2 separate regions of the Mus musculus genome follow, and region 1 is linked to region 2. Evidence: chromatin loops called from intact Hi-C (ENCODE). Cell type or tissue: left cerebral cortex. All regions are shown on one strand. Links, peaks and the distances in the headings refer to the core of each region. The heading gives the core; the rest is flanking DNA.

Region 1 (8,565 bases), core at 419-8,418, 450 kb before region 2:
TTGATAAGAGTAGGAAGATACCAGGGGCCACTTGTTTAGCAATTGGTTTGGAGATGTGTATCCTCCTAACCCAGCATTTCAGCTCCTGTGTATTTGCTTAAGGAAACTCCCAATGTACATTAAGGCATTATTGTAGTAAGAGCACAGAATTTGAGCGTAGAGGCGTAATTTAGTGCTCAAAGAGTATCTAGCATGCAAGAGGCCCTGAGTTGGAGCCTCAGCATTAAAAAAAGGTAAAAAGAGCCTGGTCTAGTAGCACATGCCTTTAATCCTACCATTTGTGAGGCAGAAGAGGTGTGGATCTCTGTGAGCTTGAAGCCAGCTTGGTCTATATCTCAATCAAGCTCCAGGACAGCTATGTAGTAAGACCTTGACTCAAAAAAAAAAAAAAAAAAAGGGAGAAAAGTGGCAAGAGGATTAGGCTAGAGGGTCTTGCTCATTGTCGAGCACTTGGCTAGTATGTACAAGCCCTGAGTTCAGTCCCCAGCACCAACAAACAAAAAAGAAAATAAACTTTGAAATAGTCAAATGTGCCTTATGTGTATCAGTGCAAGTGACCTGGTATTGTCTCTCTCCAAAGAGAAGACTTGGTGGTATGGATACCTGCTGCCAAAACTGGTGACCTGTGTTCTATCCTCAGGACCCACATGGAGGAAGGAGAGAACAGATTCTCAAAAATTGTTCTCTGACCTCCACACAGTTGCCATGGTATACCCAATCCAAATAAATAAATATATGTAATCCTTTTTTAAAAATTATTTAAAAATACAGAATAGGTTGGTGCTATTGTGAAGTTTAAGAACCTATAAACTAAACAGTTATTTAAGGATATATCTTTATATCAAGTATAAAAGTGAGCTTGGGGTCTAGAGAGATAGTTCAGTACTTAAGAATACTTACTGTCTTTCTGAGGACCAAGGTTTGGTTCCTAGTACTCACAGAGTAGCTGTTGTGAGCAACTCCAGTTTCAGGGGATCTAGTGCCCTCTTCTGGCTCCTACAGGCTCTTGCATGCACATAGTGCTTATAAACTTGTGCAGGCACACATATATTATACATAAAAGTAAACAGTATTTTTGAAAAGTGCTGTGGACTGATAACCCAAAGCATGTCTCCTTTGTTGCTTATGTACTATAGCACATACTATTATGTTTATGTGCCCTGTTAATGATCTTTTACATTGTCTCAACTTTGTTTTTCCTTTGACATAGAAGCAGATTCTTTTAATGAAAAATTCCTTGAATTTAACCCAAGAGGTCCTTTTTTCTTTTTTAAAGATTTATTTATTATATGTAAGTACACTGTAGATGTCTTCAGACACTCCAGAAGAGGGCGCCAGATCCCGTTACGGATGGTTGTGAGCCACCATTTGGTTGCTGGGATTTGAACTCAGGACCTTCAGAAGAACAGTCGGTGCTCTTAACCGCTGAGCCATCTCTCTAGCTCCCTAAACCAAGAGGTTCTTAACAAGCTTCATACTAAAGACAGATCTGCCTGTACAGGCCTATACACCCATGTGTTTGAGGATGCTGAGGCAAGAGGATTGCAAATTTCTGGGCTACAGTGTAGATCTGTTTCAGAATTAAAAAGTAAAATTTGATTGGAGACATAGCTTATGTTCTACCTCCAGAATTGCCAGGGGGGAAAACAGAGGCAAGTCACTGAGGTTGGCAGCTGTCTACTCTCTTGTCACGGGTTCGTTGGGGTTTGTAATCATGATAAGGAATATCATTTAAACTTCAACAGTCAGAGTTTTTGATTTAATTTTACACAGGTTAAATGTAAATTTAATATTAAGTTCACTGTAGTGCTTATTTAAGAAGCTTACTGTGATACACTCCCAGCTTTCAGGAGAAAAAATAACAGAAAGGTAACAGAATCTGAAAAGACTTTGTTCCAAAATTGCCTCTAAAGAAAAATGTTAATTCTAGAAGTATTTGACAGTTGGAAGTAGCCTGCCACTGGAAACTAGTACTAGGATGGAGAAATATTCTGTAAATTAGTTCAGTTGACAGTAATCAAAGAATTGTGTCTCCTAGTAAAGTTTTTAGTTGATGTGCAGATGAGACAGTGACAGACCCCTTCTAACTAGAGCAGTCCTTGTTGTTGGTGATTCTCCTCTTGGAATATTTAACTTCCCTTAGAAATGCTGTCTCTAGCTGAGCCTGGTGGTGCACGCCTTTAATCCCAGCACTCGGGAGGCAGAGGCAGGCGGATTTCTGAGTTCGAGGCCAGCCTGGTCTACAAAGTGAGTTCCAGGATAGCCAGGGCTACACAGAGAAACCCTGTCTCGAAAAACCAAAATAAAAAAAGAAAAAGAAAAAGAACTGCTGTCTCTGACTCTGTAAATATAGGAACTAAACATTTTGCTTTCTAGAAACCTCTTTTCTTGGTCTTTCTGGATGTTGCTATTTAATGATGGCTAACCAAAGTGCGTGCTTTCCTTTTTCACACTATTCTTCTCTTTCTTTGTAGGTATTTCTGACCTAGGTGAGTAATTATGTATATTCTATGTTTAATGGCATTTTTTGGGGGGTGTTGAAATAGTGAACTCTTTCTGGTGTGTGTGCATGTGTGCATGGGTGCGCGTGTGCTACCCATCTAAACTATAGCAAGTAGAACCTGAATGTGTCATAATTCTCAATTGTCATCCATAGATAATCAAGAATAATTGTGTTAAGTGTAAGGCTTTAAATGTGAGGTATGTGTCTGTTTATATACAATAAGGTCTTTGTTTTACTTGTTATTTCAAAGAGCTTCAAACATTAAAAAGCAAAAAAAAAAAAAAAATACAAATAACTCCCATGGATATTTTACCCAACTTTATCAGTTATCAAAACAATGCCCAGTTTTGTCTCATCTGTTCATAGCTTTCATGTCAAAGCAGACTCCAAATATATCTTTTTCCTTTTAAATATTTTGAGTGTTTTTTTAGAAAGACAATCGGAATACTATTATTATGCTTAAGGTTTCATAATTCTCTAATGCTGTTAAATATACAGTGCTTAAGACTTTTTACTTATAGTATTTTTAATTACGGTTTTAATTCAAACCAGGATTCAGAGATGTCCCACACATTGAAATTACTCAATGAGTCTCAGTGTTTGCTTGCTTATATATTTTGCTTTTCACTTGTTTTTTGATGAATTGATCATTTATCATACAGAATTGCCCATATTTGTATTTTATGGCAGGAACCTTCCTTCATTTTTTTAAAAAGATTTATTTATTTATTTATTTATTTAGTTAATGTAAGTACACTGTAGCTGTTTTCAGGCACACCAGAAGAGGGCATCCGATCTCATTACAGATGGATCTCATTACAGAGCCACCATGTGGTTGCTGGGATTTGAACTCAGGACCTTCAGAAGAAAAGTCAGTGCTTGTAATTGCTGAGCCACCTCTCCAGCCCCCTTCCTTCATTCTTAATCTCTAGTAAATGTTGGAATACTGTGGAGTGTGAAATTACTTCCCCTTCTAAAACAAACAAACCAACAAATCGCAATGAGTGAGTGTATGTGTGCATAACTGAGTGTTTGGGCATGAGTATTAAAAAGGAGCATGAGTGATCCCATTGGGTATCATTGATCACAGATTACTATTCTAGGTAGTGTGCATTCAAGGAAAGGAACAAACAGATGGAGAGATAGCTCAGTGGTTAAGAGCTATCCAGAGGACAGCTGGCTCATTTCTCAGCACTCACTCGGAGGCTTACAACCATCTGTAACTCCAGTTTCAAGGGATCTGGTGCCTCTTCTCTGGCCATTTACAACAGTAGACACACATATGATGCACAGACAGATATACAGGCAAAACACCCATATACAGAAAATAAAAATACTTGTGTGTGTCTGTATGTGTGTGTGTGTGTGTGTGCTTGTTTTGGGGGGGAGGGGTAGGGAGTGTGTCTGTCAGTGTACTTGTGGCTCACAGGAGAATTTGTGGGAGTTGGTTTCCTTCTGAATATTTGTTAGGGCTAATCATAGTTCTACATAAAATGGCATATAGTAGTGATTGTGTCTACAAGCTGTCTTTTTAGAAGTAAAGTTAGTAAATTAGAAAGCCAGGACATGATGAGTTCAGATTACACTGATTTGGAGTTCTTAGAAAGAGCAGTGTATGCTGCCTCACACTTATTATTATTATTATTATTATTATTATCATTTTATTATAGACTCACCCATTATTTTGCTTAGAATTGATAGTGCTTTAGTTGCTGGATAGTAGTTTTTAATTGCTACTTTGACTGGAGGATTTGAATTTTGTGTTAGCTTCTTTCTGCAGTATATTTTCAGTGACAGCACTAACACTTTGATGTTACCTGTTTAGCTGGCAAACTCTCTACTGATGACCTGAACTCACTCATTGCTCATGCCCATCGTCGCATTGATCAGCTCAACAGAGAGCTAGCACAACAGAAAGCCACAGAGAAGCAGCACATTGAGCTAGCCTTGGAAAAGCACAAGCTAGAAGAAAAGCGGACCTTTGACTCTGCAGTGGCAAAAGCATTGGAGCACCACAGAAGTGAAATTCAGGCTGAGCAGGACAGAAAGGTAGTGGAGGAAGAGAATGACCTGACATTTGAAGTTAACCTTGTTTGTTCTGTCACTGCCTGCTAGTGGTAAATATAATTTGTGCCAAGCTATCATTAGAGTGGTGTTTTAGGGTTTTTTTTTTTTCTTTTTTAAAGATTTATTTATTTATTTATTATGTCAGTGTTCTGCCTGCATGTATGCCTGAGACCAGAAGAGGGCACCAGATCTCATTATAGAAGGTCATAAACTACCAATTGGTTGCTGGGTATTGAACTCAGGACCTCTGGCAATTGAAGGTGTGATTATTCAAAGGAAAAGAGATACCTCTGTTCACCATTTGTTTGTTTGTTTGTCTATTGGCGTGGCTATGTTTTTGGTTTTGATAATTTTGTAATTATATTTATATACAGAAAACTTAGTGTGCATTTAACCAAATTTAGTGGTGAGTTCTTTAGCCTTTTGCCTTTTCCAGCTTGGCAAAGCGAGCCTCAGACTTAGGACCCAGGACGTTGCCTCCCCAGTGGCGATGGATCTCATCATATCTGTCATTAAAATTGGTCCTAATAGCTTCCACCAGCTTAGCCAGAGCACCCTTGTCTTCCGAGTTAACCTGTGTAAAGGCAACAGTGGTGCATGTCTTCCTGTGGACCAGGCACCCCAGCCTGGCCTTTCCCTTGATGATGCAGTAGGGCGCCCCCATCTTTCGACACAGGGCAGGCAGGAAAACCACCAGCTCATTGGGGTCTACGTCATGGGCAATCACCACCAGCTGAGCCTTCTTATTCTCCACCAAGGTGGTGACTGGGTTGACTCCTGCTCTTGAGGACAGGTGGTCTCTTAGTCGGGACATCCCCTTTTGCCAGCAGCTTTCTTCTCAGCACAGGCCTTTGCTTCTTCTCTTGCTTTGTCTCTGACCTCTACTTGTGGGCAAGCTTAAGCAGCTGAGTAGCTGTCTGCCTGTCCAGGGCCTGGGTGAACTGGTTAATGGCAGGAGGTACTTTGGACCGCTTATAGAGGATGGCTCTTTGCTGCTGCAGCCTGATGAAGTGGGGCCATTTGATGAAGTGTGTTAGATCTCTTTGGGGCTGGATGTCCTGCCCAATGCCGAAGTTCTTGGGCCTTTCCTCAAACAAAGGATTGACCCCCTTTTTGGCCTCCTGTTTCTTGCCAGTAAGAGCTGAGGCCACCTTCTTCCCCTTGGTCTTCTTTCCTTTGGGCATCTTGCTTGGCTGATGGAGAGAGCTTTTGGTGGCTATTTTTTTTATCAGAGACTCTTACATTCAGTCTGCATCCACAGTTAATTCCTGTTTTTTTTTTTTTCTTTTCTTTTTTTTGCCTATCTTAATCCAATAGTTTCTCAGGTTCTTGCTGTGTAACCAGGCTGGCTTAGAACTCCCAGCAGTCTCCTCGACTTTTGTTTATTTAAAAATGGCACCTTGTTACTTAGCTGTGACTGATAGGAACAAACGGTTATAGTGCTACCTTATCCTGAGTTCTGGGTTTTCAGTATAAGAGCATTAGTCCAGATTCTTAAACAACGCCCAAAGACTCTTAATGTTATACTTGCCTTCTGTAAGTTTGTCGTTTATTTATTTATTGAATCTTGTTTAGCTTTTGTTTTTGTTTTTCTTCTCTGTGCAGTGTCTTTTTGTATTTTTCACTGGGATGTTTGTGCTGTGTGCTTCCAACCTGGCTCTTCTCCTTAAACCTTAGTTCTACACTTGGACATCACTGTCTCAGCAACACCCCTCTTTCAGTTTTAAGCAGCATGTATGGGTCAGTTTCTGCTATATTGCTGTTTTCAGTGAAAGTGGGAGTTAGGTATTTAGGGTGGGCATCCTGCTCACATTCACTCTTGGAAACAAGTGTTCCTGCTTCAAGGATCTGTGTGTGCATTGTCTGAGCAGTCATGTATCCAAGAAGATAGTAGGTTCTGTCCAGCACGGGGCTGGTCTTAAATGGACTCATTGTTCTAAATCTGAGAAAAGATGAGTTTGTGTTCAAGGTAGTTTATGTTGATGTCTAGTATACCCGTGGTTAATTGCTGAGTGAAGCAGGACGGAGCATTTCCTAACTTGTTTTGACTGGCCCATGTTAAACTTAAACTCATGTGAAAATAAGCTGCTGGTTTCAAAGAAATGTGTTCAAGTGTACCTTTTGGGTACTAATTTTCACATTGATTTCTCTTAAGTTGGCACTGTCACCATGCAAAAAGGTGGGAACATGAACATGAGCAGTTATGGTTAAACAGGGTTTGCACCCAGCTTAGAACTAGCTAGGTTTCTTTGCTCTACATTTTGGAATAAGTTACTTCCTGTGTTATGTGTGATTCAGCAAATAATGGTGTTTGTTTCTGTGTTGGGGGCCACATGGCAGCATGATGGAAGGAAGCACAAGTTTGGAGGCCAGAGAGACCCATGTTTGAAGTAGGATTTCTGTGTAGCTATGTGACCTTGTTTCAGTTGCTTTTGGGTGTTTGGCTTTGTGGCTCTTGGAAAGCATGAGATAATCGTATAGACATGCCTGGCACATCAGTGGAGTTGAGCTGCTGCTACTGTTAGCTTCCTGACTAGTCTCTCCCGTTCCCTAAACGTGCATATGGACGTTTGAGAGCTGCCCATTGCTGCGCTTGGTTTCACAGGTAGAAGAAGTCAGAGATGCCATGGAGAATGAAATGCGGACCCAACTTCGACGGCAGGCAGCTGCCCACACTGATCATTTACGAGATGTCCTCAAGGTGCAGGAACAGGAACTGAAGTATGAATTTGAACAGGTGAGGACCTGTGCTCGGGCTTCCGCTCCTTCCTCCCCGGGGCCTCACACATGTTGCCTGTCCTGTACAGCTGCACCACATCCTTCCTTAGCCTTTCTCCTTCCTGTGCACTCTGAAGATAAGAATAAAGTGGTACCTAGCTTGGGTGAAATAGGCTTTTTGTTAGTTATAAATTACAGAACCAGTTCGTTTTACATCAGCCATGCTGTGTTCATGGTCAGGTATGTAGATCTGAAAATATGTGTGGGTTGCAATACAAAAATGTCTCATTTTTAAAAGATTTTTTATTTTCTCTATATAAATGCTTACTGCATATATGGGTGTATACTCTGTGCTTACCTAGTGCCTACAGAGGCTAGAAGAGGCAGATCCCCTAGAACTGGAGTCACTTTGTGAGTGCTCTAGGAAATGCTCTTACCTACTGAGCCACCTTTAGCCACCCCAAATTTCTTTTTAAAGATTGCAGTCTAAATGCTTAATTAAAAGCTTTTCTATGTTGTATCAGAAAATTCAGAAACTTATGGAACATGAGTCAGAGCCAGGCATGGTGATACACGCCTTTAATTTCAGTATTTGAGAGGCAGAGACAGATGGATCTCTGAGTTTACGGTCATCCCAGTCTATAGCGTAAGTTCCAAGACAGCCAGGCCTATACAGTGAAGCTCTGACTTGAAAAACCAATATGAGTTGATAAAAGTTTGAAACCTTATATACAACATTGCAGCTGTTTTGGTTTAACATTTATTTTACGTATATGAGTATTTTGCTTCCATGTATGGCAGTGAATTACATTAGTGCTTGGTGCTGGAGGAGGGCAGAAAAGGGCATTGGATCCCCTGGAGCGGGAGTTAGGATGATTTTAAGCTGCATCAAGACTGCTGGGAATTGAACCTGGGTCTGGGTCCTCTGCAAGAACAAGTGTTCTTCACCACAGAGCCATCTCTCCAGCCCCTTACAAGCAGCTCTTCTGAAGTTTTTATTTGTTTTAGATTGGTTCTTCCTGTGTAGTCCTGGCTGGCCTGGAACTTGCTGTAGACCAGACTGGCTTGGAACTCTCTTGCCTCTGCCTCCTGAGTGCTAGAATTAAAGGCGTGTCACCACACCTGGTTATAATTTGAGATATTAAAGGTTCCTTTTTTACTTCAAAGTTAGTAGTTTCTGGAAGACTAGCATGTAGTTAGGTGGCAAGCATGGTGGTAACATTAGATTTCTGTACACTGTCTGTTTTATTTCAGGGCCTGTCTGAGAAACTGTCTGA
Region 2 (8,565 bases), core at 246-8,245:
ATAGCTCCCACAGCCCACAGGGACTGAGAAGAACTGTTGTGGCTCCAAGAAGACATCGGGTAGAAGCTGGGTATAGCCACACCAACCCCTTGCTAACATTTCTATGAAATCCAAACTTGAGAAGAATAAAGAATGGGAACATGGAGCATTATTCTAAGGGCTGTGGGCGAGGCGCAGTGACAGGGCACTTTCCTAGCAAGCAGGAAACCTGGGTTGGATCCCCAGTACTAACAAGAAACACTGTTTAAAGGTAGTGTGGTAGCTCTTGCCTACAATCTCAGATCTTGGGAGAGCACAGCAAAGGACTGTGAGTGTTGGCAGCTGGTCGGGGATACAGTGAAAAAGAGAAAAAAGAAAAGGGAGGGATGAAGAGAGGAAAAGAAAGACAAGACAGGAAAGGAAGGAAAAGACAGAAAGGAAAGGATCAAAGAAAGAAAAGAGACAGAAAAGAAAGGAAGAAGGAAAAAGTTAAGAAAAGGGAAGGAAGGATGAAGGCAGGGAGGGAGAGAGGGAAAGGAGATATGAAATCTTCAGCTTGTACGTTTTCAAAAGAGAATTTTAAAATCAGGAAGGACTTGTGAGATGCTTCAGTAAGTAAAGGTCATGCCACCAAGGCTGATGACCCAAGTCTGATCCCCAGGACCCACATGGTGGGAGGGAACCAACTTCTGCTTGTCCTTTGACCTCCACATTTGCTATCACATATAAACACACACACACACACACACACACACACACACACACACACACACACACACATTTAATATAAAAATCAGGAAACCAGGCCAGTGACATGGCTCAGCAGGTAAAGAACTGCACAAGCCGGATACTCTGAATTTGATCCCTGGAACCTAGGGTTGTGGGAGAGTTGACTCCCACGTAATCCTCTGACCTCCCACACTTACACCATGGCACATGTGACCCCCTCCTGGTATATGCTTACAATTAATGATAACAATCAATTTCTCTTAAGTCAGGAAATCCCTGACCTGGGTGAGGCTGAGCACCACACACTCTGGTCATTATGGTTCCGTATTGAAGATGTTCTGCTGCTAAGATAAACAGTTTCTAGAGCTGAGGGGATAGACAGCTCAGTGATAGAGTGCTAGTCTAACATGCTCTGGACCCTGGGTTTTATCCCAGCACTGAAAACAAGTGAGCACAGAGAGGGGACAGATTCTCTTGTCTGCATGTAAGCTTACAATCCTGAGGCTGAATCCATGCCTGCCATGATGATCTAAGATCATCTAGGACTGTGCATTCTGAGGACCAGTTCCCATGTTACACAATGCCTGAGTCACAGCTAATAAAGTCCTGTTCCCTTGTGCAGAGTAAGAACACACTATCTTTTAAGGGGTGGCAGGAGTCACAGTCTCATGCAGCCTGATGTCAGCAGGCCTGGGCCACCTCTCTCTGCCTTACAGAGCACAAATCCACATCTACTCCCTAATCTCGGCTTCCAGCATGGTCTCCCTCCTGCTGCCTACTCTTTCCCTACAAGCTTACTTCTTAAGCTCAAGGTACCAAAATATAAAATAAGCAAACGAGGGGCTGGAGAGATGGCTCAGCAGCTTGGAGCACTTTTACCTTGCTGAGGACCTGAGTCTGACTCCAAACATCCGCATGGTTTTCGTTTTTGTTTGTTTTTTTCCGAGACAGGGTTTCTCTGTAGCTCTGGCTGTCCTGGAACTCACTCTGTAGACCAGGCTGGCCTTGAACTCAGAAATCCACCTGCCTCTGCCTCTCAAGTGCTGGGATTAAAGGCGTGTGCCACCACTCCCAGCACACAAAGGCAAATAAATCCATCTTTAGTATTAAAGATCTAAATGCTAAACATGTCCCTTTATATGTATAGCTAAAACACTTCTATCATATTTCTAATTATAAAAAACTTCATTTGTTATAGAAAATCTAGGAACTACAAACAGACACAGACCCACTCCACACACTCTCCTCAGTCTGAAGAGGGCACCGGAACTCCTTGCATGTTCAGACAGTGAGCTCAGTGCTTTCTCTGCCCCTGCAGGCTCTGTCTGGCTCCACCCACAGCACCTAAGCACCAGGGCAAGCTTTCTGCTCAGCCTGCTCTGAGACAGCAGTGGCTGAGATGTAAATCCCTGGTCTGTAGACTTGAACTTTACAATAGATATTTTGTAAGTGTACAGATTATTGTCTCAAAAGTCCTTGATTTCATTACAACACTCAGGTAAGTGAAGGAAAGAGGGTAAATGAGCCAAAGACAGGCAGATCTCCAGGAGTTCAAGGCCTGCCTAGTCTACAGAGTGAGTTTCAGGCCAGCCAGGGCTATGGAGAAAGACCGTGAGTTACTTTCAGATGAAAACAGTATTATTTGGAGCCAAAACTCACTCACTGAGAAATGCAATTTTATCTATGTCCCATGATGAATGACTAAATTTTAAACTGCCATCACAAGCCATTTTAAAAACCATTTTAATTATTTGTATGGACTTTTTTTCTGTATGTCTGTGCACCACGTGTCTGTTGCCTACAAAGGCCAGAAAAGGTCATCAGAGCCTTTAGCCTGGAGTTATAGATGGTTGTGAGCTACCAAGTAGGTGATAGGATTTGAACCTAGGTCCTCTGGAAAAACAGCTATTAACTGCTTAGCCATTAAGCTGCTTTAAACCACTGAGCCATCTCTCCAGCCTGAACACAAAGTCTCATTATATTTATTATTTTATTATATACTATTCAAAGCCATTTATGGGGCTGGTGAGATGGCTCAGTGGGTAAGAGCACCCGACTGCTCTTCTGAAGGTCCAGAGTTCAAATCCCAGCAACCACATGGTGGCTCACAACCATCCGTAACAAGATCTGCCTCCCTCTTCTGGTGTGTCTGAAGACAGCTACAATGTACTTACATATAATAATAAATAAATCTTTAAAAAAAAAAAAAAAAAAAAAAGCCATTTATGTACATCTATGTAAAAACACACGGCACATTGACTGGGTAGGAGGATGAACACGGATCTTACCCAAGTTGCTCTGTAATCTGTATTGCTCCTTTCTACTTTTCCAGGACCAGGTATGTATAAATGCAGAGCACTTGCCTAACACAAGTCCCTGGGTTCAAGTCCCCAGCACCAAAGGCCCCAAACAGCCCAGTAACACAGCATTTTTGGTTTTTGAAACTGGGTGTACTCATGGTCCCCTTGCCTCTGCCTCCCAAATGCCAAGATTACACACATGTGCCATGACATCCAGCTTTGTGTGTGTACTCCAATGTGTTTACTATGTGTATGTGCATGTCTGTGTGCACTTGTGTGGGTAGTGAGCATGGTTATGGGTATTTGTGCATGTGGAAGCCAGAGGAGACCCTCAGCCCTCACTCCTCATGCACTGTTCACATTGCCTTTGAGACAGCGGCCCTCACTAGCCCAGCAAGCCCTGGGGAGCTGCCTGTTTTCCTGTCGCTTTATTACAAGCAGGCATTCCATGCTGGCTTTTCTCTTTCGTTTGTTCGTGAGTTTGGGGGACTGGATTCTGTAAGATGGGCACTTTACCAGCTGAGCTATCTCATCAGCTCCCAGCTTTTACTTTTAATCCTTTTTCCCAGTGCTTAGGACAGAGCACATGGTCTGGTACTGACAGGCAAGTGCTGTCCACTGAGCTGCACTACCAGCCCCAACCTTCCCAAGTCCATACTTGCAGGCCTTTGCCATCACTGCTAATCACATGTTTTAAAATGTTCTCAATTACTTTTATTTAGTGTGGGAGGGGGGACCTGAGTGTGCCACAGTGCACATGCGGTGCTCAGAGAATCTGCACAAGTCCGCCCTCTCTTTCTACCATGTGGAACCAGAGACTGAACTCCAGTCATCAGGTTTTGTGGCATGTGCCTTCTTTACCTGCTGAGCAGTCCCTGGCCAGATGAACCCAACCAAAGGGGGAATGGTGGCCTGTAATCCCAGCACTCTTACACAGTTAGAGACAGGAGGATGCGAAGCTAGAGGCCAGATAGGGACATAGCAATACCCTGTCTCTAAAATTTAAAAAAGAGAAAAGAAAAAAAAAAAAAAAAAGAAAGAAAGAAACAAAGAAACAAACCAATTCCAAGAGAGCTGCTGTAATGAGCTGCCTGCTGCCCACTGGTGTGCCAGCTTGCCCACATCTCAGGCCCAAGGCCTCCAACCCTTCAGTGACTGAGCTTGACAGAAGCCATTTCTGCCAGTCAGCCCCTGCCTCGGGCTTCCCATCAGCCTGGCAGAGACCTGCTCAAGCTACAATGATTCCACTTCTCTGCCTGGGGGTGCGGGGGGGGGGGGGGGGGAACCTCAGTCCCAAATCACCCACTGTCAGCCTTCTAGGTAGGCACGAAAACCTATCATTTTAGCCAGATATTTTGTGACTTAGAGACAAATACACCCCTAACGACATACCACCCACAAGCTGACAGGAAGAGACAAGGATAGTGCCCACCCACAAGCTGACAGACTACAGACAGGAGTATATAATATAAAGTTAAGAAGGAAAACAAAACCCTTAACAAGCCTCAATGGGGTATATGAAACAACAGCCTGGTTTAAAAACAGGAGGATATTTAATCCATCGCACACGTCCCACAGGAGATGAAGGGAGCTACAGGAAAGCCACTACCTATGACAGAAGGCTGCTGCTGACTTCACGTTTACTCCTAGGGTCTCCAGACCTGACGTTTCTACCGAACTGTCTGTTCTTTGATACTTGCAGCAATTCAAATAAGGCATCCATCTGTAAGAGTTCTGCCTGCTGATGCTGAAAGGGAAGAGTGTCGACCACAACGTGCTGCCGGAGACAGCGCAGAACATCAGGGCAGACAGGCTCCTTCATGGTGATGCAGCCAGAATCCATAAAAACTGGACTGGGGCAGGAATCTTTCAGTCAGTCTGTGTTCAGCGACAGCTTCAGTATTTTTATTTACCATCTTCAGCCACAGCCCTTGGGAATAAAAACCCAACAAGGCGTTCAAGCCCCCTGCTGGTTGGTTTCATCATTGTCCCGCCTCTTCCAAATCTGTCAGAAATAGAAAGTGATCTCTTCAGTGAGTTAGCCCTCAAGTAACTATTCTGTGCAGCAAACAGACAGCACGACACCGATACACACGCCAGTCTCAAAAACAATCCGCACCATCCACAACAGCGCCTTTCGTTCCATTTTCATTTCCCACTCACCCGTGACTTTTCTTCCATCCTTTTTCAGATTTATTTATTATTCAATGTGTATGCGTGTTCACCTGCATGTATGTATGTGCCCACCATGGGCATGCCTGGTAATGCACACAGGTCAGAAGACAGCTTTGGATCTCCTAGAACTAGAGCCACAGATCTCTGCTAACTCACAAGTCACACACACACTTCTTTGCTTCCTTGCTGACTGATAGGCTTCCATACTTTTCCTTTCTGAAAGTCTGACTGGCTTCTGGAGCCACACAATCTGATCCCCTTACACTCAAAGCACCGGGCCCTGCAAGCAAGGCTACAGCAGCTCCACTTCCTGCGTTGGCCCACACCCACCTGAATGTACGCCTCAGACAGTGTGATCATCTGGGGCAGAATGTCTGTCACCTGGAGGTCTTGTAATTCATACCACTTGCCAGTCCCCTGCACAAAGCACAAAGAGCTGGGTTAATGGCTCTCCAAAATCAGAGGTTAAAAATGGTCACAGCCAAGAGACAGACACATCAGAATGGCCACTAAACATCAGCAAGAGCCATGAGGATGGTTCATAACCTTGGCTAGACCTGATTCAACAAACAGTTCAGGCAACCTCAATTCCTGTGGAGGAGCCTTTGAAGTACAACGAAGTCCCAAACATTCTGCTTTCCTTTCTGTCCTTTCTCTGTGTTTGTATATAAGGGTGCCCTCACATAACCAGTCTAGCATCAGATTTTCTCTTTAGCCAAGGAGGGACGGCCTTGAACTTCTGATTCTCTGCTTCTACCTCTGGAGTACAGGCACATTAGAGTGTATGTCACCACACCCAGTTTATGTGGTGTCTGGAATCAAGCTTAAGGTGTTGTGCACACTGGATACCCCATCACTTGAGCTAAATCCCCAAACCCATTTCTACCCTTCTGGAAATGAATTTAGGTGGCCACTCAAGAGGAAAAAGAGAAAGCCCTCTAATCTCTAATGTCTTTTTTTCTGTCAAAAAAAATGGTAAATCAGACAAACTCAGTTAAGTTGAAGACTTAACTGAAGCCAGTAGCATAGGACGGCCTAGGCTTCCTCATGTGTGAGAGCTATGCTTTAAGGACAGTAAACCACTAGTCCTAGAGACATTAACCAGGTTAAAACAACCTACACTAAATCCTGTGTTTGTACAAATATCCTGTGTATGCTTTCGTTTTCAGCTTAGGCACACTCTTAAAAAAACTTTTTTAGTTCAGCCAGGCATGGTAGTAATGCCTGTGATCCTCGGACCTAGAAAGCTGAGGGCGGAGCTGCCTCAAGTTCTCAGCCAGCCTGGGCTACAGAGTCAAACGATGCCATAAAAAGACAAAGCTTCAAAATGTAAATTTCAAACACATCAAAGGGTCTTGTTAAATAATGAAGTGTTCCACGGGGTTGGGACTCTGCCATTGTAAGGAGCCCTAAGATGGTACCACTCTGGCTGGTGGGGCTCTGACTCAGAACACAAGTTCTCAACCCTGGCTGGGTATGAGAATCCCCAGGAGAACCTCAGAGCACCTAACACTTCATTATACATCCACATAATCTAAGGCAGTTTCCTAATTAACTAGGATCAATAGCTTGGATTTAAGGAAGGGTGTAACAGCACTGTAGACCCTGTGGCTACATCCCTGGCCTCTACTCCAGTTGAAAACCAATGTCTACTGTGGCCGTGCTGGGGCAGGGCCAGCACTTAGGACCTCAGAAAGCTTCAGGGAGCATCTAACAGTAAGACAGAACTAAAGCCATTGCCTCTAGTATATAGAGGTCTCTGAAGCAAGGCCCCAACACCGGCAAACAAACTCAAAGTCAGCACAGGAACAGCACCTATTCTGCAGCTCTGGGCCACAGCACTCACATGATGAAGCACGTGGATCCTGTAGGAGCCCTCAGAGGGCTTGCCATCATGCACGATGTTGGCGATGAGATCATAGGTGGTGTTCTTGTGGACGGCTTGGACTTCTTCAGATAAGTATTCTCTCAGATCCACATTTCTGGAGATAAAAAATAAAGTAAGTCAGACCATGGCTGTGAAGTTAGAGACATGCCCCATACAAATGAACAAATGAACCACAGAACTATTGACTTGTTAACTTTAGGGTCCTACCTCTTCGAGGGTTTGCAGTGCCAAAAAAGTTCCAGTGAGTTGAATTTACATTTTTCAACAGCAACTACTTATCTCAGGAAAATTCCCTTTAGAAGCAAGTCTAGGAGCCAAAAGTGCAGGCTCTCTGCTCACCTGGACCTGAATGGAAATCTTGGCTGTCACATGATGGCTGTGAATTTAAGCAGGTTACACAAGGAATGTGACTCCTCTGCCTGCCTTGGGAGCAATGAGCTGAGGCAGCAGGGACTTGACCACAGGCCTACCTGGGAGTCCACCTTGCAGCTCCAGGATTCAGGCAGCACCTGTCCTTTGCCCTCAGGCGCCCTACAGAAGATTGACTCCATGCTATGCCATCACTGTGACCACCTAATCTGAACACTAGGCAAACCATCAGCCTCTCACTTGTCCAGGACCTTACTGCTTTCATTCTTTCAGTGAAGTCAGAGGTAAAGTCCTTACAAGCAACACAGCTCACGTAAGCAGCAGGTATGAAATGGGAGTTCATTCAAGGCTTCTAGACTAGAAAACCAGCACTGAAGAAAGAATGGGTCCAGAGAGTCAGCTGCCTTCTGTTCCTTTGTATGTGTGGTGTTGTTCCTGTGTGTGTGACACGCAGATGAATGTGAATGCTTGGAGAGGTGAGATCAACACCTCAGCTTCTCTTTCTTATTCTTTATGCAAGGTCTCTCAGCCCATCTTCTGCTTTTCAAGAGCACAACACACGTGGTGTACACACACATGCTGACCAAGGCACTCACATACATAAAGTGATGCATACTCTCTGGATCCACTTTCCTCACTGCTGTTTTCCTAGTCTAGAAGCCTTGAATAAACAAACTCCCATTACATGCCTCTGTGAGTTCAAAGTCAGCCTGGCCTACATATCGAGATCCAAAAAAAAACAATGTAGGGACCCTGTCTCGATAAAGGTTTTTTTAAAAAAAATTAAAAACAATTAGAGAAATGAATCTACTGGTAAAGTGTTCACCATGCAAGCCTGGTGACCTGAGTTTGATCCCTGGGATCCACACAGTGGAGGAAGAAAACTGAATCCTCTAAGTTATCCTCAGTTTTCCACATATGTGCCAAGGCTCACAAACACCCATGCAGGTCTAAGTGCACACCAATAAACAAAATAAATAAAATGTAGTAATTCCTATAATAAAGAAGTCGTTGGGGCTGGCAGATGGCTTAGCAAGTAAGAGCACTGACTACTCTTCCAAAGGTCCTGAGTTCAAATCCCAGCAGCCACATGGTGGCTCACAACCACCCGTAATGAAATCTGAC

The links. Hi-C counts contacts between places; a loop is a spot of excess contacts. Peaks named below come from ENCODE experiments on the same cell type or tissue, not always from the same donor. Only the 100,000 strongest peaks of a DNase experiment are listed, where the experiment ranks them.
Region 1: it touches region 2 in a loop (2.4-fold over the local background); 1 of 42 quality-filtered maps calls a loop at or near these places.

Annotation. Positions count from the first base shown.
Region 1 is chr6:71,864,252-71,872,816 of GRCm38, forward strand. Immt (inner membrane protein, mitochondrial) reads left to right here. Exons shown (of 15, transcript NM_001253681.1): 11 at 2,475-2,489; 12 at 4,329-4,552; 13 at 7,176-7,307; 14 at 8,543-8,565. It also overlaps the pseudogene Gm17825. Among named protein-coding and RNA genes, the nearest start is that of Snord94, 14 kb to the right of the region's middle. In left cerebral cortex, for the core only: CTCF peaks have their summits at 1,305 (motif pointing right) and 4,741 (motif pointing right); no DNase peak of the experiment used is centred there.
Region 2 is chr6:72,314,227-72,322,791 of GRCm38, forward strand. Usp39 (ubiquitin specific peptidase 39) reads right to left here. Exons shown (of 13, transcript NM_138592.4): 11 at 7,030-7,165; 12 at 5,514-5,600; 13 at 4,450-5,013. The coding sequence ends at 4,966. It overlaps Sftpb (surfactant associated protein B), which reads left to right. Exons shown (of 12, transcript NM_147779.2): 12 at 1-147. Among named protein-coding and RNA genes, the nearest start is that of Sftpb, 14 kb to the left of the region's middle. In left cerebral cortex, for the core only: a CTCF peak has its summit at 4,985 (motif pointing left); DNase peaks (open chromatin) are centred at 4,442 and 4,972; H3K27ac peaks cover 369 bases.